Regions from separate parts of the Mus musculus genome. Here all the other regions are linked to region 1. Evidence: chromatin loops called from intact Hi-C (ENCODE). Cell type or tissue: heart. All regions are shown on one strand.

The links. Peaks named below come from ENCODE experiments on the same cell type or tissue, not always from the same donor. Only the 100,000 strongest peaks of a DNase experiment are listed, where the experiment ranks them.
Region 2: a loop joins it to region 1, with 2.5 times the contacts of the local background. A loop is called at or near these places in 2 of 42 quality-filtered maps.
Region 3: it touches region 1 in a loop (4-fold over the local background); 2 of 42 quality-filtered maps call a loop at or near these places.
Region 4: it touches region 1 in a loop (5-fold over the local background); 18 of 42 quality-filtered maps call a loop at or near these places.
Region 5: it touches region 1 in a loop (2.4-fold over the local background); 5 of 42 quality-filtered maps call a loop at or near these places.
Region 6: a loop joins it to region 1, with 4 times the contacts of the local background. A loop is called at or near these places in 19 of 42 quality-filtered maps.
Region 7: a loop joins it to region 1, with 2.3 times the contacts of the local background. A loop is called at or near these places in 11 of 42 quality-filtered maps.

Annotation. Positions count from the first base shown.
Region 1 is chr16:4,861,115-4,865,114 of GRCm38, forward strand. 4930562C15Rik (RIKEN cDNA 4930562C15 gene) reads left to right here. Exons shown (of 16, transcript NM_030192.1): 11 at 409-471; 12 at 1,989-2,081; 13 at 3,106-3,277; 14 at 3,460-3,553. Among named protein-coding and RNA genes, the nearest start is that of Gm36513, 2.1 kb to the left of the region's middle. In heart, CTCF peaks have their summits at 479 (motif pointing right) and 1,950 (motif pointing left); DNase peaks (open chromatin) are centred at 483, 1,967 and 2,927; H3K27ac peaks cover 202 bases.
Region 2 is chr16:4,789,603-4,793,602 of GRCm38, forward strand. It overlaps Cdip1 (cell death inducing Trp53 target 1), which reads right to left and starts at 339. Exons shown (of 6, transcript NM_025670.5): 1 at 229-339. In heart, a CTCF peak has its summit at 1,922 (motif pointing left); DNase peaks (open chromatin) are centred at 589 and 679; H3K4me3 peaks cover 1,157 bases; H3K27ac peaks cover 1,147 bases.
Region 3 is chr16:5,144,142-5,148,141 of GRCm38, forward strand. It overlaps Sec14l5 (SEC14-like lipid binding 5), which reads left to right and starts at 2,968. Exons shown (of 16, transcript NM_001127725.1): 1 at 2,968-2,988; 2 at 3,604-3,707. The coding sequence starts at 3,645. In heart, a CTCF peak has its summit at 1,636 (motif pointing left); DNase peaks (open chromatin) are centred at 1,650 and 2,610; H3K4me3 peaks cover 1,393 bases; H3K27me3 peaks cover 1,005 bases.
Region 4 is chr16:4,912,350-4,916,349 of GRCm38, forward strand. Mgrn1 (mahogunin, ring finger 1) reads left to right here. Exons shown (of 17, transcript NM_029657.4): 5 at 1,341-1,458; 6 at 3,404-3,470; 7 at 3,756-3,805. Among named protein-coding and RNA genes, the nearest start is that of Nudt16l1, 25 kb to the right of the region's middle. In heart, CTCF peaks have their summits at 708 and 1,563 (motif pointing left); DNase peaks (open chromatin) are centred at 842, 1,552 and 3,782; H3K4me3 peaks cover 670 bases; H3K27ac peaks cover 1,613 bases.
Region 5 is chr16:4,717,117-4,721,116 of GRCm38, forward strand. It overlaps Nmral1 (NmrA-like family domain containing 1), which reads right to left and starts at 2,240. Exons shown (of 5, transcript NM_001290761.1): 1 at 1,779-2,240. The coding sequence starts at 1,818. In heart, a CTCF peak has its summit at 2,084; a DNase peak (open chromatin) is centred at 2,155; H3K4me3 peaks cover 2,071 bases; H3K27ac peaks cover 1,314 bases.
Region 6 is chr16:4,761,754-4,765,753 of GRCm38, forward strand. It overlaps Hmox2 (heme oxygenase 2), which reads left to right. Exons shown (of 6, transcript NM_001136066.2): 2 at 806-924; 3 at 1,976-2,093; 4 at 2,853-3,344. The coding sequence starts at 842. Cdip1 (cell death inducing Trp53 target 1) reads right to left here. Exons shown (of 6, transcript NM_025670.5): 6 at 3,708-4,000. Among named protein-coding and RNA genes, the nearest start is that of Cdip1, 26 kb to the right of the region's middle. In heart, a CTCF peak has its summit at 1,698 (motif pointing right); no DNase peak of the experiment used is centred here.
Region 7 is chr16:4,678,047-4,682,046 of GRCm38, forward strand. Coro7 (coronin 7) reads right to left here and starts at 1,674. Exons shown (of 28, transcript NM_030205.4): 1 at 1,506-1,674. The coding sequence starts at 1,565. In heart, no CTCF peak of the experiment used is centred here; DNase peaks (open chromatin) are centred at 1,195 and 1,745; H3K4me3 peaks cover 1,634 bases; H3K27ac peaks cover 1,545 bases.

The DNA of each region.
Region 1 (4,000 bases):
GCTGCCAACAGAGGAAAGCCTAGAATTCTAGATCTCAGACATGGGGATGGGGGCAGGGAGGGAGGGATGGAGCACAGCGCTTCTAGCCTTCTCTTCAGATGAGGAAACTGAGGCTCAGAGAGGGGAAGGGAACCAGGACAAGCCTACACAATTGGCAGACCTATCTGGACAATGAGGCCCAGTGATTCCTGTCCCCAGGCAGGCAGGCTTGCCATCGGGTTACACATACCTCCCTCCGCCAAGGGCATTTTTAAAAAAATAGATGTGATATGCCAGTCTGATGGGAAACCAAAGCGCTCTGTCCCGGGGCCACAGGCACAGACAAAGGGGATTAAGGGACTTTAAGCTCACCTCACTCCCTGCCCAGGGCCCTGTTAACCCCTGGCCACTGACCTCCTTGTCCTCCAGGAAATTGTTCGAGAGGGTAAAGTGCATCTCCTGCGACAGGCCCGTAGAGATGATGACTGGCCCGTGAGTACTGCCGCCAGAGGGCACCTTCCAGGTTTGCAGGGTCCAGCATACAGTGCAGGTCCCGGGTGTGCTTTTCTACTGTAGTCACCTGTAAACACCCTGACACCGGCCTGCAGGCCTCAAGCACATAAAGCTGTCCCATATGCAAATGTACACACCTGCCCATGTATATACCCATCCGTCTACACCATTCTATAGCCACCACCGCCTGTTCCACCTCTGTGGTTCCCTAGATGGGGGAGGTCTGTCCTCTCACCTTTAACGCTGTCAGTGCTTTGTTCCAGAGACTAAGGGAAATTATATAAACATGGAGAAATATTGGAAGGATATGAATGTCCAGGTCTAACCCTGGTCACGAGGCTTGTTCCTTGGTGCCTTCCTGTGTTTTATAAAATGCTAACCAATGTCTCTGTGAGCATGCACCATCGCGGCTTTCCATCTATATGTGAGGACACTTCTCTCTGAGCATGCACCATCGCAGCTTTCCATCTATATGTAAGGACACCTCTCTGTGAGCATGCACCATCGCGGCTTTCCATCTATGTAAGGACACCTCTCTGAGCATGCACCATCACGGCTTTCCATCTATATGTGAGGACACCTCTCTCTGAGCATGCACCATCGCGGCTTTCCATCTATATGTGAGGACACCTCTCTCTGAGCATGCACCATCGCGGCTTTCCATCTATATGTGAGGACACTTCTCTGTGAGCATGCACCATCGCGGCTTTCCATCTATGTAAGGACACCTCTCTGAGCATGCACCATCACGGCTTTCCATCTATGTGAGGACACTTCTCTGTGAGCATGCACCATCGCGGCTTTCCATCTATATGTGAGGACACCTCTGCATGTGTTTAACCACGCAGCTCAGACAGAGAGGTGGAACGGGCCCAGCTCCTTGGAAGGCTGTTCTGAGTTTCCTTGTTTCCTTTTGGAGGCAAAATACACAGGATACAACCTTAGCCATCTGAAGGAAGGTGCCACAGTTATGCGTCCATGACGTACAGCTGCCATGCTCTTGCACACCTGTGCCTTTCACCACACCCCTTCCGAGTAGTGCCTCCCCTCTACGTACCCATAGCTCCTGGCAAACACCTACCTGCAACACATCTCTAGGAGCCCCTTCCTTTGGTTTTCAACTCTATTTACTTACTGACTTATTACTGGAGACAAGGCCTTTCTATATAGCCAAAGATAGCCTTAACCTTGAACTCAGTTTGTACTAATAGTTTAGGCTAACTTTGAACTTGCTACCTTCCTGCCTCAGTCTCCCAAGTGCTGAGATTGTACAGGTGCACCACCACCCCTCGCTTGGTTTTGACTTTCTATCCAGAATGGTGTTTCTATCTTCCCCGAGTTGTCAGAAGTCCTGCAGGTTTTGTTTGTGGGCTGTGAGCTGCAGACATCCAGTTTGGGAGGGGAGGACTCCACTTCCTCTCTCCAGGCCTAGGAGCCTGGGGCCCTCTGCTGGCCATGGGCACCTCTCACAGCTCTGGTTTGCTCTGCCTCTGCAGACAGCTGATCACCATCCGCAACACCCATGGGCTGTCCCGAATAAGGCCAGCCAGTGCCAACAGCTATGAGTATCTGCAGCGGCAGCTGATAAGGTGAGGGTTATGTCCACCCCACTCTCTGGAGAAACTTTCCTTCAATGCAGGCACCAATGAGGGCCCAGGATGCCCGTCTGGGAGGTTGTGGTGTGGCTGATAGGGCAGTGGGAGAGAGGAACCAACATTTGTGTTGGCATCTACTGTGACCTGGAACTTAACTGGGCCCTGTCGCAGAGGCATACTGTGCTAGCTACTCACAAGATGGAGGCAAACGTATCATAAGGGCTTCATAGGCTTCAGAGCAAAACCTGCCTCAAAGTAAAAACGAAAGGGCTGGAGTCATAGCTCAGTGATAGTGTTTTTCTGGCACGCACAGGGCGTTTGCAAATAGGAGGGCTTCTCCTTAAGTCTTATGAGCCCTGGAATCCAGGGTTACCATGCTTGTTTCCTGTGGGTGAATAATTGGAGGAGCCTCTGGGAGCCCTTGCTGAAACTTTGTTGGGTCACAGGGCTTCCTGGGAAAGTACCTTCTATTATCATCCCACTTCACAGTTGAAGAGACTGAGACTCAGACTATATGACCTTCCCAAGACCACAGCCAGTGAGTGGCTGGGGAGTCTTACCTGCTATCGCTTTTCTCACTTAGCCTAGCTAGATGCCATCTCCTTCATCCTTGGGTGGCAGGGGTCCTTCCATGGCCTATGTGAGCTTCCAGGGCCGTTGTGAGCTTCTGGCCAGGGGTGAGGCCGGGGCGGTGGAGTGAACAACTAAGTGGTAGTCAGCACCAGCGTTAGGAAGGAGACCACCTATGCTGGCTCGCACACTGTGCCTGACGGCTGGAGGCCAGGTCAGAGCGTGCATGTGCATGGCAAGGCCAGAGCAGGCCTCCAGCTGTGCTTGGTTCAGGGAAGGGAGTATGGATTATCTCTCCCAGAACTGTCCATGTCTGTACTGGTTCACCACCCCCCAGGCCTGCCTGCCATTCTGCCCATCTTCCTTGATACTATCCAGAGCCCTGTGCAGGTCTCCTCGGTGGTAGAGGGGGGTCTCCATGTGGCTGCTGATCTTCTGCCCTGTCCAGGGAACAACAGCAGCATCTGCATTTCCAGAACTTTGGAGTCCATGAGGAGGGTCAGGGCTTCCAGAAGGACTGGGGTGATGGGCCCCGAAATGAGAACACCTTGAAGCACAAGTCACATGACCTGTCAACACTCTATCCTTATGGGGACCCTGAGCTGATGAACTATGACACTGTGAGTCTGGCTGTGTTCCCCTCCCAGAGGCTGGACTCCAGCATACCCAGTCCCAGATGTGAGATGAAACTCTGATCTTTGGGTACCTTGAGGAAGCTGTGCTCTGGCTCTGGGCATTTGTGTGCATCAAGGAAAGGGGATGGCAATGGAGACCCTGATTTGGGACCTGGGCCATCCCACAGGCTGAGGTGGACATCTTGGGGGTAGATGGAGTTCTGTACAAAGGCCGAATGAGCAGCCAGTTTGGGACTCGGACTGGGGAGAAGGACATTGCAGGTAAGCACTGGTGTTTCCTGGGATTCCCGCTGTGGGACTTGACTGTGCTGGTCAGAACAAGGGGTTGCTGGTGGACTCAGGGCTGGTCTTGCCCTTGGCTGGACACTGGTAAAGACTGGCGGAGGGGGTGGGGATGCTGGGCTGGTAATGAGAGCTGTGCCAGGCAAAGCTGGTCCACAGAGATCAACTAGACAGCTCCTTGAACACCTTCGAAAAAGGAACAGGAGTTAGTTGGTGAAGGGGCAGAGAGGGAGGGATGTGGTCCAGGTTGGGGGAATAGTAGGTTCAAAGGTCCTGTGGTGGGATGGGTAGGAAGAGCTGAATCTTCTTGGAGCATAAACACTAGGGTAAGGGTAAAGAACTGTGAACAGGGCTAGACCCAGGAGGCCAAGGGTCAGACCGGTAAGAGACCCCAACCTTTTTGCACTTTGAATTGGTTGCTATGGT
Region 2 (4,000 bases), 72 kb before region 1:
GGCTCGTACAGCCGTCGCTTACAGAAAAGTAGAAAGGCGTGATAATCACCCGAGTGGGCTGGCCCTTCTCTGGCTGATATCCCCTGTCTGCAGGCCCAGTTCGCTCGGGGCCCTGGAATGCTAGCCCTCGCAGCCCCGCAGCTGCAGCCACGCCGAAATCAACTGCCCTGATTTTGCGTGGCGTTTCGGAGGGAACGGACTCCACCACGACAACCCAGGCCCGTTTACCTCGAAATCCAGAAGCCTGAGGCCAGAGGGACAGAGATCTGCAGTGGTCCGGCCCGCTGCTCCGAGGAGCCCCTCTACCAGAGGACTCGCAGCACTCACCGCCCCCGCACCGAGAGGACCCTGGAATTTGTAGTCTTTCGGCGCACCCGCAGCATTCCCTGAGGCGGGAGCCTACAGCTCCCGGCACCCACCGCGCGGCGGGTGAGGGCGGAGCTCGGCGGGCTAGGTCACGCGGGCGGAGGGTTTCGAAGCCTAGCCCCCGCCTCGGCGTGTGAGAGGGGTCCCTTCGGAAGCCGCTTGGAAGTCTCAGAGGTGACTCACCGTCAGTTCCAGCCCCTCACCGGCCAAGCGCTGCCGCAGGAAAGGCTGCCTCAGCCCCGTAGCTGTCCAGAGGGAACCGCAAGGCTGTGGAGAAAGGCCCAACCTCCTGGCCTCTCGCCTTAGGGCGGGGCTTCGCGCCTCACGCAATGAGCTTGGATGACGTCAGTGGAGGCCCGTTGCGGGTGGGAGACGAACGAGTGGTAGTTCCCCAGGCCTTTATGATGGGGGGGGGAAAGGCTCGAAAGAAAGATGGTGGTGCTAGCGCTCCCTCAGGCCAGCCAGCCAGGCGTGCTGCGCACCCCAAGAGTTGAGGGAGAGCTACCACCCTTGCCCTAAGCTGCCTGGGCTTTCATGAAGCTGTGAACCACACCAGCTGTCCCTGCCCTCACACAGATTCCACTCTGACAGACAATACACAAATAAGCCACAAAATGACCAGCATCTCAAAGGAAAGCAACAGGATGTCCCAACAGAATTAGAGTGTTGCCTCTGAGTAGGGAAGGTAGGAAAGGCTATGTTGGGATGAGGTGTGAAGTAAAGAAAGAGACTGGCAGTCGTGGCGCACGCCTTTAATCCCAGCCCTCGGGAGGCAGAGGCAGGCAGGTTTCTTAGTTCGAGGCCAGCCTGGTCTACAGAGTGAGTTCCAGGACAGCCAGGGCTATACAGAGAACTCTGTCTCCAAAAAACAAACAACAACAACAACAAAAAAAAACAAAAACAAAAAAAAAAAGAAAGAAAAGAAAGAAGACTGGTATAGATGAACTTTTGAAAGGCACTTTGGCCAGCAAGGTGAAGACTGGAAGACAGCACCAAGGTCATCAATGAAGTTTGGATTTATTGCACATGGAAACTAAAGCTCTCTTCTTTTTCTTTTGTATTTGTGTGTGTGTGAGGCACGCATGTATGTCAAAGGGCAACTTTCAGGAGTCAGGCCTCCTTCCAGCATGTGGGCTTTGGTTCTCACTCAGGTCTTCCAAAATGGCAAAGACCCATGAGCCATCTCACGGATCCTTTTGTATGTTTAGGCAGGGTGTTCCTCTGAGTCTTTCAGGCTCACAACCATCCTCCTACCGCTCAGTCTGTCAAGTGCTGGGATTACAGGCAGGGAGACATCACAATTTGAGGAGTTTTAAGCATTAGAACTACAACTGAGTTTCATTGGTCACGGGTTTTGTACTGCACATTTCATCTGACCAGTAACATATTATTCCAAAATCAATACTTGTATTTTCACGTTTATTCATGGACATATGGATCCTGTGCATTGTTAACTGAGGTTAATTAAGAGCAACCTGTTAACAAAATATTGCATGTATAGTGTTAGTGGTTTTGTTGTTTAAAATGGCCCTAAGGGTAGAGTTGAAGTGCCATCTAGTGTTTCTAAGTAAAACTAGATTTGATGTCCTTTGTGTGAATTATACCCGTTAATGATTAACTTGGAATTACCAGTAATCATCAGTGTAACATTAAAGAAATAAAAGCACTTCCCCTTTGAGTCCTTCAATCAAGAACAAGCTCAGAGTTTTTTGTTTTTGTTTTTTCATTTATTTTATGTATAAGTTCTCTATCTGCATGTACACCTGCATGCCAGAAGAGAGCATTAGATCACATTACAGATGGTTGTTAGCCATCATGTGGTTGCTGGGAATTGAACTCAGGACCGCTGGAAGAGCAGCAATTCCTGAGCCAGTTCTCTAGCTCCACAAGTTTAGGTTTTAATTCTGTACTTCATGCTTCTTGTGCCTTCCGTCCTCTGTTGTCTGAATTTGTGACTGCTTGAAGGCTGTCTTGTGAAGGTTTGTTCCTGTGTTTTTGTGTCTCTGTGTCTGTTGTATGAGCTGTGTGTTTGTCTGTACCTAACAAAGAGTACTCTGTCTTATTGAATAGTACAGAAGACATCATGTGGGTTACAGTTATAGAAAACTTCGACAGTTTTACAAGGCGTTAAGTCACTGGGTCCTCCTGATCCCAACCCACCCAGATAAAAAAACACCATTGTTCAACAACCAATATCTTAGACAATGCTTTCAAACTTTGTTGTAGATTTTAAGAAGTTTCTCTCAACCTCTATTGCTTTCAGCAAATGATACACAAGTATTATCTGGGTAGGAGGCATGGAAGTACACATAATCTAAGATCATAGCTATGAGTTTAGGTTGTAATGTTAATTATTTGAGAAACCCAAGGCAAGTTAAGGATTATTACATTGCATTTTTTGTTTGGTTGGTTGTTTTGTTTTTTTTTTTTTTTTTTTTTTTGAGACAGGGTTTCTCTGTGTAGCCCTGGCTGTCCTGGAACTTATTCTGTAGACCAGGCTGGCCTTGAACTCAGAAATCTGCCTGTCTCTGCCACTGAAGTGCTGGGACTAAAGGCATGTGCCACCATTGCCCAGCACATTGTCCTCTTAAAGACAGTTTAAACAGTTTGAGTTCACAGTAGGATAGCAGCCTTAAGTGCTAAGGTTTTAATTAAGGTATTAACTTTGGCTATGAGGTCCAGCAAAAGTCCCAGACTCTAGAGTGTAAAAGATATTTTCAGAATATTGCATTGCCACAGTGCCTTAGAAAAATGTACTAGATGAGTTTTGTGTAGGCTTGGCTTTAAGTTTAATTAAACAGAACCAGTAATATATGTTAAATAAAGTGTCTTTAAACATAAACACTCAAAAACACCAAAAACCAAGGTTGTATACTGATTAGTTGACAAAAGAAAAATGATGTTGTAGTCTCTGGCTACAACAATTACTAATTATTTGTAGTAATTTGATAGACTATAGCTACCTCAAATTCTAACTATTTGTGATTTGACTGATACTTCATGGCCTCATTCTGACTAATGTGTAAACAATGATTTAGACCAAGGCTAGCATGTAGGAAGCTGGAATGCATGCACATAATGCAATTAAAATTTTTCTACTAACCTTCTTTTAGTAACTGTAACATGACAGGGTGTAGAAAGATAGCTCAGCAGTTAAGAACATATAGTGCTCTTATAGAGGAGCCAATGTCAATTTCAAGTTCAGGTGGCTTATGACTGACTAACTGCTTGCAACTCCAGCTCCAGGAGGTTAACACCTCTGGCCTCCACAGGTGCCCATACTCACATGCATGTGCCCTACATACAATTAAAAATAATAAAAATAATGCAGGGCGGTGGTGGCACACACCTTTAATACCAGCACTTGGGAGGCAGAGGCAGGTGGATTTCTGAGATGGAGGCCAGCCTGGTCTATAGAGTGAGTTCCAGGACAGCCAGGGCTACACAGAGAAAACCTGTCTCAAAAAACCAAATAATAATAATAATAATAATAATAATAATAATAATAATAATGATAATAATAATGGCAGCTTAATGAGATGGATTACTTGCTACCAATCCTGACAACCCAAGTTCAATCCTCAGGACCCACATAATGGAGAGAGAGAAAGCAAAACCCAGTTGATGCATGACC
Region 3 (4,000 bases), 280 kb after region 1:
CCCTGGATGTCCTGGAACTCACTTTGTAGACCAGGCTGGCTTCGAACTCAGAAATCTGCCTGCCTCTGCCTCCCAAATGCTGGGACTAAAGGTGTGCGCCAACACCGCCCAGCTACTTATTTATTTTAAAGATTCATTATTGTTTTATTTACTTCTACCCGTTCATGTGAGTGTTTGCAATGTGTGTGGGTACCCTTGGAAGGGAAGGAGCACTGGGTAGCCTGCCTGGTGCGGAGTTAAAGGCAGGTGTGAGCCACTCAGGGTAGCCGCTGGGAATTTAACTTGGGTCTTCTGCAGGAGCAGTAAGCACTCTTAACCAATGACCCATCTCTCCAACTGCTACTTAGTTACTTACTTACTTTTGGGGCAGTCTCATGTAGCCCACGCTAACCTCAAACTTGCTCTGTCTGTCTGAGGATGACCTTGAACTTTGATCCTCCTGCTTCCATCTCTGAGGGCTGATATTCCAGGTGGGCTACATGTGGTGCTGAGGGTGGAACCCAGAACTTCACGGGAGCCGCGCAACACTACCAACTCTCCAGTTATTGTTTGAGATGAGGTGAAATTTATAGAACACACAGTCAGCCATCTTTCTGTAGACCACTTGGTGACATTTAATGCATTTGCAGTGTTCTGCCTGCACCAGCTCCCTCAAGTTCCAAGCCCTTTCTTCCCGACAGCAGCTGTTTGGGGATTAAGTGCATTTATATTTGAAAGGTTTTAGCAGAGTGTATGGAACAATATGTACGTGTGTGGCGGTAGTGATATTATTATTATTTTTTATAATTTAATATTCATTTATTTAATAGTTATAAATATAAAATACAATATGTTCAGTCCAAATAATGCTACATATATGTATGTAGTTACAGGGCTGACCACTTACTATTGGCTAACCAACTGGGAGGACTCTTTCTTGAAGAAGACTACTTCCTGTCATTTTCCCTCACCTCCCATATTACTTTTTTTTTAATTAGGTATTTTCCTCGTTTACATTTTCAATGCTATCCCAAAAGTCCCCCATACCCACCCCCACTCCCCTACCCACCCACTCCCCCTTTTTGGCCCTGGCGTTCCCCTGTACTGGGGCATATAAAGTTTGCAAGTCCAATGGGCCTCTCTTTGCAGTGCTGGCCAACTAGGCCATCTTCTGATACATATGCAGCTAGAGACAAGAGCTCCCGGGTACTGGTTAGCAAACACAGAAGTGGATGATCACAGTCAGCTATTGGATGGGTCACACGGCCCCCAATGGAGGAGCTAGAGAAATTACCCAAGGAGCTAAAGGGAACTGCAACCCTATAGGTGGTAGTGATATTATTAATTTGTGTCCCTGGCGCTGGAGTGCAGTGCTCTGTCCACGCACAGGCACCTCTCTTTCCTCAGACTTCCCTGTATCCAACATGTTACCCACTCTTCTAGCACAGTCACATCTTCCCTAAGGTTTGGAGCAGAGAAGATTGTGGCTTAAGTGTGGTATTGGGAAAACACCAGATGACAGTGTTAAGTCACTGTGCTGATCCTGGGGAGACCACTAAAGTCCCCTCAATGAATCAAATACGGAGACCTGGGACAGAACAATAGCCTGTGGCTACTTAGGTTATCTTTTGCTGCCACCTTGTGTTGACACTGGGAATTTCGACTCCTATTTCTACTTTATAACCTAGATAGCGCTTTAGCACGTGCTGTCTGCGAGGTCTGATTACATCTTACCTAGGATGCTAAGAAGATGGCAACAATATCAGGGCCATTTCCGTTGCTCTTGCACGGTGAATTGCTAGGTTGAGAGAAGGGAGGGCTGATGGGAGTGAAGCTGTTCCCTGGGCACCCTGGGAAGACTGGCAGGGTTTGCATGCGGCTGAAGTTAGAAGGGACAAAAGCCTAGGGTGACTCTTTTCCTGATTATCTTCTCCTCTGCAATTTTCTCCATGTCTACATTACCAAATAATGCGCATTACCTTATTTATTTTTTAAGATTTACTTTTGTTATCTTAGATTATGTATATATTTATGTGTAGTTGAGTGGTGGTCCCCCTGGAGCTGGGGTTACAGGACTTTGTGAGCCTCTTGACCTGGGTGCTGCGAGTCGAACTCCGCTCCTCCTGAAGACTAGTACCTGCTTTTATCTGCTGAGCTGTCTCTCCAGCCTGCCTAATTTATTTAACGTCGGACAGCCCGACTTTTAGTGGACGCTCTGTAAAGGTGTGAAGAGTGAATAAACAATGCATACAGAAGGGTTTAAGCTAGACCCCTGCAGCCTTCGAGGCGAGGTCAGGTGGAGAATGAGATCAAGGCCAGGGGTCAGCCGGACATGGTGGAGCACATCTGTAATCCGGAGGTTGGGGTAATATAGCCTCGACTGGTCTTCAGTGTGGATTTCGCCTCAAACCGAACCGGAAAAAAAAAAAAAAAGTTCAGGTGCAGTAGGTTCAAGAAGAGGTTACTCAGAACGAGGTAGTTGTGGACTAGGGAAGTCGCGCTCTGTAACTCTGGGCAGGTGCAAATGAACGGGGGTTGGGGGGTCGCGTCCTCAGGGCTGGGTGCTCATGGGTACAGAGACTGGGTTGGGGGCGGAGCCTTTGTTGAGTCTGGGTGAGTGTGAACAGGGTCAACACGGGTGGGGTCTTCTCGAGCCATGGCCAATAGGGAGCAAAGGTAGGGCTGAAGGCGTGACCAAGAGAGGGATGAATAAAAATGAGGGGCAGGCTTAAGACGCGGGGCGAGTCTGGCCGGGGCGGGGTTGGGACCAAACCAATCAGGGAACAAGATAATCTTGTGGGGGTGGTGCCAGGCCAGTTCAGGCTCTCCCTCTGTCCCGGGTCCTGGAGCGGTCCAGGCTGGGCATGTCTGTCACCGCTCTGGTCCCTCTTCTGCCCTACAGGCCACTGTTTGTGTAGGATTGACAAGAGGCTATTGAGCTCCTGAGTTCTGCGGTCCGGGCAAGGCGCCTCCTGGTGATTTGGCGAGCTCAGCTCCCAGGTCAAGCAGGTGCCAGAGCACTGTGCTGTGTTTTCAGCAGTTCTGAGGGTGAGCGGAGCAGCGGAGCCTGCGCATGTATGTGTATTCGAATAGCTTTGTGTGGGTGCCCATTAGTGTGCACCTGGGGGGATAGAGTGCGCGTGTGTGGAGTTGCTGCAGAAAGCTGAGTGCCTGTGCAAAGTTCTATGCTGCGTGTACAAGGACTGTCCTGTGTGGGAGTGGGATGCAGGTGAACCGTACAGAAAGGTGCACGTGTCAGGCTATTATGGAGGAAAATGAAAGGGCAGGCACAAAAACACTGGGGGTTGGGCATAGGGCAGGATGTCCACAGCAAGTCACGGGGAGAATGTGCGAGGACAATCGTGGGAATGTAAATGTGTGTGCCTGCTTGAGTGGGTGGCATTGAGGGTGCCTCTGAAAGAGTGGGGATGGGGAGACAGCATGAAGTGCTGCTTGCTCTCAGAGGGCTGAGTGTGGGTTGGGGAGCTGGGTAGTGGACAGGTACCTGGCCCGGGTTAGCTGATAATCCTATCAGTTTCTTACTTTGAGGGTCGGGGCTGCCTGACAGTGCTCATGCTTTGTGTGAAAGGAGCTGCCACCTCACCAGTAACTCTTCATTTCCAGCTTCTGTGCTCTCTCTGTCCTGGTGACTTCTGAGTTGGAACATGGTGCAAAAATATCAGTCTCCTGTCCGAGTATACAAGTATCCATTCGAGCTGGTCATGGCGGTGAGTGACCCCTGGTTCTTGGGCTCCTCTTGTGACTGGAGGTCAATGGTGGGAAAGAAAGAGGACATTTCAGGCTATGAAACGGAGAAATTTTACTGAACTTTTCAGCTGTCCTGACTTCTTTGCCTGACCACCCCCTCCCACCTGTCATGACTCTTGAAACCCTGCCGAGCAGATAAAATACAAGCTCTAGAATGAGGATATGTGCTATGATCCTTACATTCAAAGGCTGAAGCAGGAGGATCAGGAGTTCAAAGCCATCCTGGGCTACATAGAAACAAAAAGAGGAGATG
Region 4 (4,000 bases), 51 kb after region 1:
CAGAGGAGGTGAGGGCCTCAGTGCAGTGGGCGGGACCTCAGTGCAGTGGGCGGGACCTCAGTGCAGTGGGCGGGACCTCAGTGCAGTGGGCGGGACCTCAGTGCAGTGGGCGCCCACCCCAGCCCATCCAGATCAACAGTTCTGTTTTGTTCTATGAGATATGTAAGAACAGGGTCCTGCTGCCACCAGATGGGCTAGATAGATGGCCAGCTAAACATGGCTTCTCAGAGATTCTGTCCTGGTAGACGTTTTTCTGAGACCTGCGTGAGGCCTGTTTGCCTTCCAGTTAACTGGCTTGCCTGACACCATCACCAGATCACCAAGTCAGAGAAAGAGGAGGCTCCAGGCCTGAGGTGCTGTGCTTGGGACTCAACACAGCCAGCAGGAATTCTGTGTCCTGAGCTGCAGGACAGGAAGCCCTCCTGTTCCTTTCCTGCCCCCTTAACTTTCTGTGGTTCTGGGGTCCCACAGCATATAATTAAAGGCTAGAGTACTGAGATTCCTGTCTTGGGCTGGCCTTTTCACCACATCCAGGCTGGACCTCCCTGTGGGGCTCCCTCCCACACTGGCACTGACAGTCAGGACAGCAGGGACGTCACCCAGTTTCCCTGGCTCTGAGTGTGGCCTTTGTCCTAGAGACCCAGAGAAGCCCTGGGGCAGTAAGCATGGGTCAGGGTGGGAACAGCGAGGGCCATGGCTTGTATTCATGAATGGGGATACTAGCTCAGCTCTCCGTTTCCTAGTGGTCAGCCTGAGGTATGAGATGCGCTTTTGCATAAGGAGAAGGCTGGTCTTTGAAGCATTGCGGGAACTAGCAAGACAGGAAGGAAGCTAGTCTCTGAGTCACTAGAGCAAAGCTTCAGTGCACCAGCATGGAGGTTCAGGAAACATTATACTCAGGAGGAGGGCAGGACATTTCATAACGTGACTCACATTGAAGCGAAGGCCTCACACTATGTGGAAATGCCTGAGAAGAGAAGCAAGCAGCTATGAAGAAGGGTTGGTACAGGGTGTGCTGCACTGTGATCATTCAGAAAAAGCGAATGCACCAAACACCTAGTGGGCATGTTCTTCCCAACTAGAAGGCAGCAGAGATATCAGGCTGGCATGGGCCCTGGAAGAAATAGCCACTTAGTATGGCTGGGCAGCCTCCGGGTGAGCAGAGCTGGCAGTGGGAGGGAGGCCACTTGGCTGCTTCCTGTTTCTATCTGGGATGGTTGAAGCTTTCAATCCCTATAGAACAAATGGCTGCCAGTTCAGAGGAGTACCAGAGGAGGTGGGAGGTTGGGTGGGGGGCCCATGGCTCCACAGGAGTCAGGTGGCTGCTTTGCTGCTCTCAGGTACAGCTGTAAGAACCCTTCTCTGCAATCTGAGACCGTCCACTACAAGAGAGGCGTTAGCCAGCAGTTCTCCCTGCCTTCTTTCAAGATTGACTTCTCCGAGTGGAAGGATGATGAGGTAACCCTGGGGAACTCGAGTGGTGCACAGACGTACTTGCAGGTCAAACACCCACGCACATATAATGTGAAAATAAAAAAAACAAGCAGCGTCCTCTGGCTCCCTCTGGTGGTGGGAATGTTTCCCCTTCCACTGTCACTTTCCTGGGCTACTCAGAGGGAGCTCTGCAAGAATGGGAATGCGATGGAGCGAGGGGAGGACAGGACCACAGCCACTGGTTCTGTCTGGTTCTGTGCGGAGTTCACCCAGCCCAGCTGCCTCCTTCCAGGATGCGGAGTGTAGCTGAGAAGAGAATGAATGCTTGGAGACCGCTCGGAGCACAAGAGAGCCCAGTGCACCCAGGCTTGCTGCTGGTCTGCTTCCAGCCTTGCATGGGGGTGGGTGGAGCTCTGCTCTTGTAGCTAGCTTACCTGACTAACACCTAAACAAGCAGTTCCTGTATGAGAGGCTCTCCTTGGTCTTAGTTTATGACCTTGTGAGGGCAGCAAACTGCCAACATCAGCATCAGCAGGAGCATTCTGGAGTGGCTTCTCTGAGTGGTGCAGGCTTACACAAGACCACATTTCAGAGCAAGGCAGTAACCCAGGAAGGTCATTTGCTTTCTTATGTCCCAATTTGTGGGAAATGCTGTCCTGGGTGATGATGGTTCCAGTGGTTCCAGTGTCCCTGCCCAACCTGATGCTGTGACTGCCCACATGGCCATCTGCTGCTACCCCCTCTATTGCCTGTATCCTGCTTCCAAACACAAAAGGAATTGTGTAACTCCTTAGTGAGAATACATGGAAATGCGTGTGCTCCCCTGAGATACCAAGAGGGTTCTGGAGACTGGGTAGGCTGTAAAGCTTTGTGACAGGAACAAGCAGGAGCTGAGAGTGTTTCCTGGGATGGCCCACAGGTATGGATCAGGTGAATCCCTGAGTCCTGCTCTGCTCTCCGGTGCAGGGTGAGGGCCAGGGGTTCCAGGACAGTAGGCTTTTGTGGAGAGATTGGGACCTGTTCCATCCCAGGCTGCCGTCTTGGGGTGGGCGAGGATGGAACCATATCTGGGAGAAGGCAGCTGCTGGCCTAGAAAGGGAAGCATGGACCAAGTGGTCTCTGTAGCTCACTGTTGCTCTCATTCCATCTCTGGTGGGGCTTGACCTGGACGCTTTCTCTCTCTCTCTCTCTCTCTCTCTCTCTCTCTCTCTCTCTCTCTCCCTCTCTCTCTTTCTTTCTCTCTTTCTTTCTTCTTCTTTCTTCTCTCTTCTTCTCTATTCTTCTTTCTTCTTTCCTTCTCCTCCTCCTCTTCTTCCTCCTCCTTCTTCTTCTTCTTTTTTTTTTGGTTTTTCAAGACAGAGTTTCTTTGTATAGCCCTGGCTGTCCTGGAACTCACTCTGTAGACCAGGCTGGCCCCGAACTCAGAAATCCGTCTGCCTCTGCCTTCTGAGTGCTGGGATTAAAGACGAGCGCCACCACACCCGGCTAAACTGGATGCTTTTCATCAAGCAATTACATAATAAAATTTCACCCAAAACAGGAGACTGGATGATAGCACTGTTCACAGTGTTCATGTTAAAACTGCCCATTGATCAACAACTTAGACACAGGCAAATACAATGTGGCTTACCCACCACCTAGAATAACTCTGCAGCATAAAAAAGGAATGGAATTGTGGCTGAACTTGGAAAGCATGCTCAATGAAAAAGGTAGGCATAAAGAGATAGACACTAAATGGTCCATCGTAGGAACTGTGTAGAGCAGGCACCCCCTCAGCTATGGAAAGCATGTGAGAGGTCGTCAGGGACTGAAGAGGTGGATCTCAGTTTGGAGAGCCATTCAGGAGCTATGAGGTCTATGTTGTTCAAGGCACTGAATGTCCTTGATCCCGTCTGTCTGCTGCAGCTCAGGCTGACCAACTCACCACCTGATGTCTATGGACCTGACCATATTTGCTTCCTTTCCTTAGCTGAACTTTGACCTGGACCGGGGTGTGTTTCCAGTAGTCATCCAGGCTGTGGTGGACGAAGGGGATGGTGAGCATCCTTGGTCTTTCCTCATCTTCATTTTCAAGTGTGTAGGACCTATGGGGAGGAAGTGGCTTCCTTCTCCCTGAGTCATCAGAGGACCTCCTCTTCTGGGAACAGGGTGTCTGCCATAATACACATACAGCTCTTAGCCGTGCAACAACGTGGGAAGTGGAGTCTGAGATGAGAGCAAAGACTGGAGTGGACTCAGGGCTGTGCCAATGCTGTAGGGAAAGGGAGAAAGTCCCAGCCATGACCTCTCATTGGCCTCCCTCTCTTATCTCACTGCTTTAGTTGTGGAAGTGACTGGCCACGCTCATGTGCTCCTGGCTGCCTTTGAGAAGGTAAGTGCCATCCTGGCCACCACCCTGTAGCCTGGGAACTGGAGCAGGCAGTGGTAAGGCAGAATGTTCTAGAAAAAGGCCAGCCCATTAGGACCCTCAAGAACCTGCCAGCACAGGCTAGGGTGCCTGCATGGAGACCCTTGCCACAGACTAACTTTCCCTCCTCCAGCCACCATCCTTTTCCACCAGCTTCAG
Region 5 (4,000 bases), 140 kb before region 1:
GACTGCTCTTCCAGAGGTCCTGAGTTCAATTACCAGCATCCACATGGTGGCTCACAACCATCTGTAATAGGATCTGAAGCCCTCTTCTGATGTGTCTGAAGACAGCTACACTGTACTTATATAAATAAAAATAAATAAAAAATTTTTAAAATGTATAATTTAAGAGATGATGGTGAGCCGGGCGGTGGTGACGCACGCCTTTGATCCCAGCACTTGGGAGGCAGAGGCAGGTGGATTTCTGAGTTCGAGGCCAGCCTGGTCTACAGAGTAAGTTCTAGGACAGCCAGGGCTATACAGAGAAACCCTGTTTCGAAAAAACCAAAAATAATAAAAAATAAAATAAAAAAATAAGAGCTGATGGTGTAGTCTGATGGTAGTGTTTGCCTAGAATGTTATGAGACCCTAAGTTCAATCCCAAGCACCATACACACAATAACAACAAAGGAATAAAATGTATAATAAAACTCTTTTAATGTAATCACTAAATTGTGAAGCCAGTTTTATCTAACTCTGCCACCTTGTGTCCTCATCCCCAAAGAAGCCTCATCTCCATTAAGAGCCATTCTTTAAGGGCAGTGGTGGCACATCTTTAATCCCAGCACTTGAGGAGCAAAGGCAGGTGGCTCTCTGTGAGTCTGAAGCCAGCCTGGTCTACAGAGTGAGTTCCAGGACAGCCAGGGCTACACAGAGAAACCCTGTCTCAAAAAAAAAGTATTAAATAAAACATAAAAATATAAAGGACATGGATATACACGTGCTGCTAGCTAGAAATGTAGTTGTGGGCCAGTGAGCTGGCTCAGGAGGCAAGAGGCTTGCAGCCAAGTGTGACCACCTGGACCTTCACATGTGCACTCACAAGCAGTACATCAAAAAAAAAAAAAATTGTAGATTAATCTTGAACTGACAGAAGACAGTCACCAAAGGACACAAGTGTGATTCCATTTGCATGAAAGTCAACAGGGTAAACCCCAAGTAAATTAGTGGTTGACAGGTTAATGGAAGGGAGATGGGAGAATGAATCGTGTTGGTTTCGTTTCTTGTTTATTTGAGGCAGGGTTTCTCTGTGTAGCCCTGGCTGTCCTGGCACTTACTTTGTAGACCAGGCTGGCCTTGAACTCAGAAATCCACCTGCCTCTGCCTCCTGAGTGCTGGGATTAAAGGTGAGCGCTACCTCGCCCGGCTTCCTGCCTCTGTTTTAGGAGTTCTCGGATCAAAGGTGTGCGACTCCACGCTTGATCATATATATTTAGTTGCATATATATATTCAAAACCAACCTGCTTTTGTAAGATTTGTGGTAGCTCAAAATGACCACTGTTGTAAAAAGTTAAGTAAATGTCAAGATGTTCTTTTCCCAGAATTGGCCTCCCGTCCTTAAGTTTACTCGCTACGAGATGGTCCTCTGGTTGTTTAAAAAAGCCCACACAATGTCTCCGGTCCTTTAGTCTGCCCCCTTAATGCGTTTAAGGGTTAACCAATGATAAACTACCAGCCCTAAACTGTGACTGAGAACTGCTCTAAAAAATGTATAAAAGGTGTGTGCTTTAGCTACTCGGGGTCGCTTCCATCCCGATTTCAGGACGCCCCCAGCATGCTGGATCAATAAACCTCTTGCGTTTTGCATCGATCTCTGTCTCTGCGTCTCTATGAGTGGGACATCCCGGACGTAAGGCTTTTCAGGTTTTACAATTTCAGGTTTTGCCGCCCCCAACCACACATATGTATGAGAACCACAGCCGTTCTTCCTACAAACAAAGGTCCGGAGGACCGGCTCGCTCACCTGTGGCTCCAAAAACCACCACCAGTTTCCTATCAGCCATGGGGTCCAGAGCCCAAAGAGCGTGATCCAAAGAGGCCTGGGGTGGCAGAGTTGGCGAAGGGCAGAATCTCTACCCTGAGACGTCCGGTCCCTGAACGCGTCCCGAGATTCTGTCTGGCAATACCCAGTACCAAGTCCCCAGACCACAACTCGGGTGACAAAAGGCTAAAACAAGGGTCCGAGAATGGGCTTTGGCGGGATCTGCAGGCCTACAGCAGAGTCCACTAAAAAGGGGGGATGCAATTCTGTGCAAGCCGCCAGCCCCTACTGGAACCCTTCTACCCTAACAGAGCCCGTTCAGACCGCGCCAGTGTGTGACCTGCCAGTTGCCACGCTTCCAGGGGGGCGCCTGAGGTCCTGGTCCTGGCCCTTCTCTTGCTCACTCAACCTGCCCTCCCCCGTGCTCCATGGCCTGATGGTTCCTCCCTTCACGCTCCTGCTGCTTCTGGGTTTAAGCGCCCGAGTGAGCACACTGGCACAAGTGTGCAAGTCCGTTTTTTGCCTAAGTGCACGTGGCGTTGTGTCTGGCTTGAGAGCGGGAGGTGGGGTTTCTGCTAGACATAATACCTGTCTCAGCCTTCCGAGTGCTGGGATTAGAGGTATGAATTACCATGCTTGGCTGATTATATCTACATTCCGTAAAACATTGACCTATACTCATAAAATGCTTTTGGTATTATTTATTATTAGGATTGCTATTTATTATTGTTGTTATTGGTATTATCGATGTCCCACGATGTAGTCATCTGGCCTGGAAGTTGATATGTAGACCAGGCTCTGCCTTTCCAGTACTGGTGCCACACCTGGTTGACTTGTTTACTATTTTAATAAATACATGAGCATCTATCTTCATTTGCACACATTGGCTGTCACCTAAAGGCTCTTAACCCTCTGAAAGCTATCTGTGGGACTCCTTTGTATGTCTAATTAACTTTTGTAGGAACTGTAAATTATTTATTTTTTTTTCTTTTTTTGAGGCAGGGTTTCTTTGTGTATCCCTGGTTGTCCTGGAACTGTATGGAACAGGCTGGCCTCAAACTCACAGAGATCCGACTGCCTCTGCCTCAGGGTGCTGGGATTAAAGGCTTGCACCGCCGCCACCACCACCAGGCTCTTTTTAAAGACAAGTGAGATTTCTATTCAGCTCACACTTGGATGTGCCATATAAATTCTCTGAAAAGTTATTGCTGAGTGCACCATCCATTTTCCAGTCCTTAGTTTGTCTCATATCAAATTTCTCCTTAGCATCTTCTCCAGAGCATAAATTAGAGCATGTATTTCGTTGCTTGGTTGCTAATAGCTCTGGAAGAAGTGCCTGCACTAAGACAGGCAAATGACTGTTGATGAATTAGTTAACCAACAAGCTGTGAATACTGCAGCTCCTGTGGAAGCCAAAAACACCACCAGATTAATTTAGTTTCCTGTAAACCTAGCTTTTCAGATACCTCAGGGAATCGTTTGTTTTTGATGTGTTTATTTTTTAATTTATTTTTATCATTTTTAGTTTTGTGTATGTATGTGTGTGGGCAGGTCTACATATAAGTTCATTTTGCCTGCAGAGGCCATAGTGTGAAGAGTTACAGATGTCCCCCAGCCACTGGAGTGGGTGCTACACATCAGACTCAGTCCACTGGAAGAACAGTTTTGTTTGTTTTGTTTTGTTTTTTGTTTTGGGACAGAATCTCTTCTATATAGTCCTTGCTGTCCTGAAACTCACTAGGTAGACTAGGCTGGTCTTGAACTCACAGAGATTCACCAACTTTTTGACACCTGATGTGTGGGTTTTGTTTTGTTTTGGTTTTGGTTTGTTTTGAAAGATTTATTTATTTACTTTATGTATATGAGTGCACTGTATATTCACTGTATTATGTATATTCAGACACACCAGAAGAGGACGTCAGATCCCATTGCAGATGGTTGTGAGCCGCCATGTGGTTGCTGGGAATTGAATTCAGGACCTCTGGAAGAACAGTCAGTGCTCTTAACCGCTGAGCCATCTCTCTAGCCAGCCCATGGTTTGTTTTTTGAGACAGGGTCTTATTATATTGCCCAGCTGGTCTCAAATATTGGAGTCTCTTGCCTCTGTCTCCAGAATACTGGTATTATAAGCATATATCACTATGCATGGATGGTTATGCTCTGTAAGATAGTGACCCTTGCTTTAAAAAAAATGCATGTGCTTA
Region 6 (4,000 bases), 99 kb before region 1:
TGCCTTTCTTAGTTGGTGCTATTGTGTCACACTGCTCATCTAGAAAGTTCTCCATGGGCGCCCCCTTTATATACTGCTAGAGTAGAATAGTCTCCAGGGATGGAGGATGATGCTATCATGTTATGGGATTGTACTTTTCTTGCTGATGAAAGCTCAGCCTTGAAGTAGGCGTGGGAATTAATCAGCTAGTTTATTATTCCACACACCTGGGACAGTTTGCTAGGTGACTTATTTGAAGGTACTCAGGATTGTTGAGTTGTTCTATTCTACAGTGGAGCTGTTAGGCACAGCCTGGCTTAACTAAATTCTTGTCAATACTCTGTTCTCATTCCTTTCATCTGGCAGCCCACACAGGAAAACTAGTAAAATGGAAGCTTTGCATTGCTTACGAAGCTGAGAGCTCCTGAAGCTTTTATCTTTTTTTTAAAAAATGTAGCTTTCTTTTATGTCTTTGGTAGCCTTTTATTTATGTATAAGTTCAAACATGCAGAAAAAAGATAAGCCTAGTGAAGAACTTCTGTATCCCTTTTAGCCAGACTGTCAACACTTTTGCCTTCTTGTTTCACATCCATACATACATCGTAAGTGCTGACAGTAGTTGCAGATAGCATCCCATTTACTTCTGAATGCCAGTGTGTATTACCTAAGAACAAAGCATTATTATAACCCACTGTCCATCTTCAGATTTGTCCATATTCTGAAATGCTCCCCGTAATGGCAGAGCTTTCAGGTGCAGGGCTGTCTCTGTTATGTTGGCTTACATCAGAAAAGGTTACTCAGTCATAAATTCCTTGTGTTTCTACAGGACCAGAGTGAGGGCAGCACAAACTACTCAGCCACAATGTCTTCAGAGGTGGAGACCTCGGAGGGGGTAGATGAGTCAGAGAAGAACTCTATGGCACCAGAAAAGGAAAACCATACCAAGTGAGTGAAAGCAACTGGCTGCTGCATCTCAGGAGGCCTCCGCACCTGTCCTGTCAGTGTGCCTGATTCAGTATGTACTAGGAAATGCTCATCAGCACTGAGCTGTATAGATGTTTGGATACTAGCCCCTGCTGCGCATTGTTCTTAGCTTCTCAGTAGAGTCCTGTCACTGGCTAAGTTATTTCTTATATCTTACTATATTTGCTAATAAACCAGTTATTAGGACATGGGGTGATACAAAATGATCTAAAAAAATTAGTGTGCAGAGACTAGACCACAAGAAAACCAAAATTTTCTCATGCTAACAGATGGAGTTTATAGATTCACAGTCGTCCTTCCTAGGTTCCATTGTACTTATGATGATACTTTTCTTCCATATCCATTTGTTGATGTAACTTTATCCTGAGTAATTCTGTTAAATATAAAACTGGTGGACGCAGTGGATCTCTGAGTTCAAGGCCTTCCTGGTCTACAGAATGAGTTCCAGGACAGTCAGAGTTACACAGAAACCCTGTCTCAAAGATAAAAGAAAAGGGAGGAAGGGAGAGAGGGAGGAGGAAAGGAGAGACAGACAGACAGAGACAGAGAGAGACAGAGAGAGACAGAGAGAGAGAGAGAGAGAGAGAGAGAGAGAGAGAGAGAGAGAGAGAGATATAGAGAAGCCAACTAAGATCTCTGCCTCTCAGCTATCTTCCCACACCTAGGCCCAGCCACAGGAAAGGCAGCTCTTTCCTGGATAGATTGTAAGTTTTGGTTCTTCAGCCACTAGGTGGCTACAGAAGCAAAGCATCGTTCATTTGGGTGCTGACTAACAGATACCAATCCAGGCACTTTTGTGGAGACCATAGTAAACTTCATGTCCACTGAGTTTTTGTGCCAGATTGTCATATCTCGCCCTGTTCTCAGCTCAGTTACTCATGCTGGACTGAAATAGTGTCTGAGCAGCTCCTACTTCCAGTCTCTATCTTGGACCTAAACTGTCTTTTGCCCTTTAGTCCTTTCTGGAGAACTGGAAAGGGCTACTGTCTCACTCAAAGTTCATCCCCCACAGAATGGCAGACCTTTCTGAGCTCCTGAAGGAAGGGACCAAGGAAGCACATGACCGAGCAGAAAATACCCAGTTTGTCAAAGACTTCTTGAAAGGAAACATTAAGAAGGAGCTATTTAAGGTTTGTGTCCCTCAGTCAGATGGGGTTGGGTTCTAACTTTAATAAGGGGTGGGAGGTGGGGTGGCTTTAATCAGCTGAGGAAGTTGCCCTGTAACCACTCTAAGAAAGAAGCTGCTGGGTCTCTGCTACTTTTTCTTGGAGATAGTCTGGCTACATAGTCCATATAGGCCCTAACCCTGGTTCTTCATCCTTACCTTTCTGAGTACTGGGGATGAAAGGTATGTGCCACCATGCCCAGCCATATATTTGATTTCCTAGTGTTAAGCCATGGCTATCCTATCATAAATGGAGTAACAAAAATATATTTGCAAATATTCACTAGAAGCTTCCTAGGTGTATTAAAGTAGTTAAATATATTTTAAAAGGGTCACAGTTGGGTCTTTAGGAACTGGGCAAGTGGCTTGTCTTGAACCATTCTTAAAACGTGGTGATGGTGGTGGTTGGGGGTACTGGAGAGATGGCTCAGAGGTTAAAAGCACTGTCTGCTCTTCCAGAGGTCCTAAGTTCAATTCCCAGCAACCACATGGTGGTTCATAGCCATCTGTAGTGAGATCTGATGCCCTCTTCTGGCATGTAGATAAAGCCCCTATTCATTCATTCATTCATTCATTCATTCATGTGTGTGTGTGTGTGTGTGTGAGAGAGAGAAAGAGAGAAAATGTATATATATATAATCTTAAAAAAATAAAAACATGGTGGGTTCTAGAGTTGCTGGCTTGGCTTATAGCTCTCTTCCACAATCTTCCATCACACTCACAGCTGGCCACCACTGCACTTTACTTCACATACTCAGCCCTTGAGGAGGAAATGGACCGCAACAAGGACCACCCAGCCTTCGCCCCCTTATATTTCCCCACGGAGCTACACCGGAAGGCAGCACTGATCAAGGACATGAAGTATTTCTTTGGTGAAAACTGGGAGGAGCAGGTGAAGTGCTCTGAGGCTGCCCAGAAGTATGTGGATCGGATTCACTATGTAGGGCAAAATGAGCCAGAGCTGCTGGTGGCCCATGCTTATACTCGTTACATGGGGGACCTTTCAGGAGGCCAGGTACTGAAGAAGGTTGCCCAGAGGGCACTAAAACTTCCCAGCACTGGGGAAGGGACCCAATTCTACCTGTTTGAGCATGTGGACAATGCCCAGCAATTCAAGCAGTTCTACCGCGCTAGAATGAATGCCTTGGACCTGAATTTGAAGACCAAAGAGAGGATTGTGGAGGAGGCCAATAAAGCCTTTGAATATAACATGCAGGTATTACTGAGCACTGATCATGGAACCTGATCCATGGATGCATGAGTTTGATTCTTTTAGCAGTAGAGTCAAAGCCAGAGATTTCTTGAGAGGCTATTGGTATCATGACAAATAAGCTCCTACATGCCCTAGAAAAAGGTGAGGGAACCAGTTAGCCATCAGGGAGCATGGTTCCCAGGAGGCCTGGCTTGAGGCCCATAACTAGTGCTGGAAAGGGCAAACCCCCAGCATCTGAAAGGTCTGAAATAGACCTATTTCCCTCTGTCTCACTACAGGATGTCAGGGTTGAGGAATGGGTAGTTTCCTCGTTTTGTAGCAAATATTGATATAAAAAATATTACTTAGTATAGAGCCAAAGTCATTGGGAAGTAGAATAAGTAGGTTTTATAAGTCTCAGGTAGGGCTGATCTTACAGAAACCATTTCTGTCCCTAGTACCTCAGTGTTGGGAGAGGATAGCTGTGGGCACTCAAGTCCTTAGTAGCAGTCACTTGAGCTCTCACTAAGACATGCAGGATAGTGTTCACTTTTCTGGTTTGATGTTCAGCTGGTTTGCAGTCCTCATCAGGTGTATCTGGGCTCTAGCTTCTCCATGGGTCATCTGTAGAGTGTAAATTCTGAGTCTTCTTAGTTTAGGGATGGCCTCTGATGACTTCT
Region 7 (4,000 bases), 180 kb before region 1:
ACAGATCTGCAATCCTTCTTGCCTCAGTAACAAGCACTCCTGAGGCCCCCGGTTCTGTGGGCCTGTCTGATTAACTTACTAGAAGGAGGTCCATACAGAGAGAAGCCACAGAGCCCTGAAGGTCTCTCCAGATCCGTCCACTAATCATTACTGCACTCTTAGTAATAGTCTGCATCCAAATCTAAGCACTGTGTACTTCCTCTCAAGCTTTCAATGGCGCCATACTATACTCATAACAAAACTCAACTTCTTCCTCTGAAGGGCTGCCCTGTAACTCATCTGTCACCAGCTTTGCCTGGCTAATGGCCTCTGTCCACCCTGGGTTCACTTTCTTTTTTTCTTTTTTCTTTTTTTGGTTTTTCGAGTCAGGGATTCTCTGTGTAGCCCTGGCTGCCCTGGAACTCACTCTGTAGACCAGGCTGGCCTCGAACTCAGAAATCTGCCTGCCAAGTGCTAGGATTAAAGGCCTGCACCACCACCGCCCGGCCACTTTCTTTTTCTTTACTGGCTTTTTTTCTTCTCACCCTTCTGGCCTCTGTTGAAATCCACCCACCTGGGCACTGTCCTCCACAATACTATTACGTTCAACTCTACTTCACTTCTTTACATCACAGCCCACCACATACCCCCGGGTGTTCTGATTCTTCAGTGGATTTATATTGTGCTTGCTGACCAGAGGCTGTTAAGTTCCACAGAGAAGGGGAAATGTCACAATGTTCACTGTTTTAGAGAGCTGAGCAGCACACAATAGGTACAGAAAGGCTAACTGTCCAGAGAATGAAAATGGAGCACGGTTGTCCTAACTTGCTTTGGGACACTAGAGGTCCAAATAACACAGGGGGAGAAAGGCCAGTGCCTCACCGAGTGGAGTGTCCTTCTTGACACTCCATCTGGGATCCACCTGCTCTAGGCTTCTCCAGGCCCCAACAACCGCTAGTATCATCACCCCAGTAAAGGAAGAGCTTGCACCAGTAGACAAGGAAGAGTGGCAGAAACTCGAGGGAGGAAGCCTGCCTGGCCCCAGGGGCTCCCTCTCCAGATGATACCTTCCCTCTCACTGAGACCACAAGAAAGAGATGCATCTCTCCCACAGCCCGGCCGGCCCGGAGCAGGGGTGATCCTAGACTGCTGGAAGGGGGAGACCGGCGTCGACAGTTTCCCAGCCAGGTTCCCAGCAAGGCCGACCGGAAACAGAGGCCTGTTCGCGTCTGGGAGTGCTGCGAGGCCTCCTGGGGTAACAGGGGGAGGCGAACCGGCCAGGCCGACCTCCGGGATCACCCAACTACTAGGGCGCGTCATCAGACCTCCGGACTCTGTCCTCTGAGCAGTGAAGGGGCGGCCTGAACTCTAGGGTTCATCTAAAGGGAGAAGTTCCGGGTGGACAGATGGGGCGAGGTGGGGTGAGGGTCTTCACAACCCAGAGTGTGCACTGCACAGGCAGGCACTGGGAATGGCAGTCCTCCGGGACCAGAAGCCAGGGAGTGGGGTCCACTGGCCGGGCTCACCTCTCGGCGGGACGGCCGGGCCTCCATATGCCGAAACTTGGACACCTTGAAGCGACTCATGGCAGCTGGGACAGAGCAAGCTCAGGCTGGAGAACGAGGGTCGTCAGGTACTAGGTGAATGAAGAGAAGCCGCCCTGGACTCTTGCAGCCTGCCGCCTCAGCAGCCTGCAGCCTGGTGCCACGCCCTTATTGATGACAACCAATCGGAAGCTCCTGCGGCCTGCCTAGGCACGCCCCCACGTCACCCTTCTTCAGCGCGACGGCCTTCAGCCCCGCCTTCTTCAGAGGCCAGGACGACCTGAGAAGTCACGCCCTGATGCCTGGGGGACTACTGCACTGGTCGGAGGTCATGTGAGCCGCAGCTGTCCTACCGAAGGAACCACACTTCAATTGCTGCAGGATTAGACTTGCAATACTGGTCCCTGAGGTTTTACAATGACCTGAGAAATAGCAGGACAGAATTAACTAGACTAAAACTGGGAATAATCCCCGCGACCCATAAAAGATAAGAACCACTGAGACTCAATCTTTCTCTCTCTCAATCTCTCTCTCTCTCCCTCCCTCCCTCCCACCTCTTGTCTCCCCTTCCCTCCCTTTCTACCCCTTTGTTTTGAGTTTTATTTTTATTTTATTTTATTTTTGTTTATTTATTTATTTATTTATTTTGAGACAGGGTTTCTCTGTGTAGTCCTGGCTGTCCTAGAATTCACTCTGTAGACCAGGCTGGCCTCAAACTCAGAAATCCCCCTGCCTCTTCCTCCCAAGTCCTGGGACTAAAGATGTGCACCATCACTGCCCAGCCAAAAATACACATTTTATAATGCAATTTTTTTCATACTAGAGTGTATGATGATAATGACCAAGTGATATATAGCTTTATTCTCAATATCTGTGAGCATCAATTTTCCCTTAAAAATGATTTTAGCTGTGGATTGTAGCTCAGTTGGTAGAGTGTTTGCCAGGCATGTATGAAGCCCTGGGTGCCATCCCCAGCACAGTGACATAGTCCTATAGTCCCAGCATTCAGGAGGAAGATCAGAAGTTCAAGGTCAGCTTGGTTTACATAGTTCGGGACTATATAGTGAGAACCTGCCCAAAAAGAAAAAAAAGAAAAAGAAAAAAGAAAGAAAAGAAAAGAAAAGGGAGAAAGAAGGCAGGGTTGGGAAAATGGCTCAGTGGGTAATTATGCTTGCTCTTGGTTAGACTTGTTGGATCCCCTGGCCTTGTGAAGTGTCTTAAACTGCCACATGGGTGCTGGGAATCAGACTTGGGTCTTCTTCGAAAATAAGGAGAAACAAGTACTCTTGACTGCTGGGACATTTACTTTTGTTCACCTGTCTATCCCTGCCTACTCATCTGTGTGCACACAATGTTGGGGTCCAGGAATTGCCTCACAAATCACACAGACATTGATCTCGGTCAGACCAGGATGGTTTATTGATCATATGCTCCAGGATTGGTCGACCAGGGCCATGGTCAGGATTTCAGAACTGAGCCACTACCCTGAACTAAGATCCTACAGGGCTTTTAAGCCCAAGATCTACAAACATTTGTGCCAAGTTATTTCATCAATCGGGATTTAAAGACAGGAAGATTTCCTTAGGAACATGTCTTTGTTGTACACTTATCCTGCTCCCATTGGTTGGGGTAGTCAACTGTGGCAGGCAGGGGACTTGCCTTGTCTAATAATATTCATGTCCTAACTTGTCAACCAGGATGGGCTTTGTCTAACATTCATGTCTTTACTTGCTAACCAGGATGTCTTTTTCTGCCAAGTAGGATGTCAGTTCCTAAGGAGGTCTTGGGAACTTAAACTTTACTAGACTCCTACTCTAAATGGAAGTCTTACTCCAAATAGTTTCTTATATTGGTGCAGGTGCTCTCTTATGTTGGAGTCCATCTCAGGGGCAGCTTATACCATAAAAGCTCATACGCAGGTGCAGGAAGTGCTGCTGGGTGGTTGGTTCAGGTCCAAGCTTATTGTGGGTAACTATACAAAACAGTTCTACCGACTTCTATAGTGATTGATTTCCAGGGACACAGAACATAAGAGAATATGTAATCAGTCTTGGCATTAGAAAGTTTCCTAGTAACAGCAGAAACTTATGACAAAGTTTCCTTATGGTAGACTATCAAAGGTAGGTTCTCTGGAAGCACAGCAAGAGCTCTTACCTGCTGATCCTTCTCTCTAGCTCCAATAAAAATGATTCTTGCAGGGCTCAGTGGTGCCTATCTGTATTCTTAGAAATTTTCAAGAGTGAGTGGGAGGCTGGCTTGAGCCCACAAGTTTGAGACTAGCCTGGGCACTATAAGATTAATGACATTGCTATAGCGTGTACAACAGAGCCTGAGATTTGAGCAGTAGGAGCTCCAACTTTTTGTTGTTGCTGTTGTTTTTTGTTTTTTTGTTTTTGTTTTTCAGTTCATAGTCTTAGTCATTGTGCTGGAGATATTTGAATGCATTTGCTGCTGGATGCATTACAGAACTGTCCCCT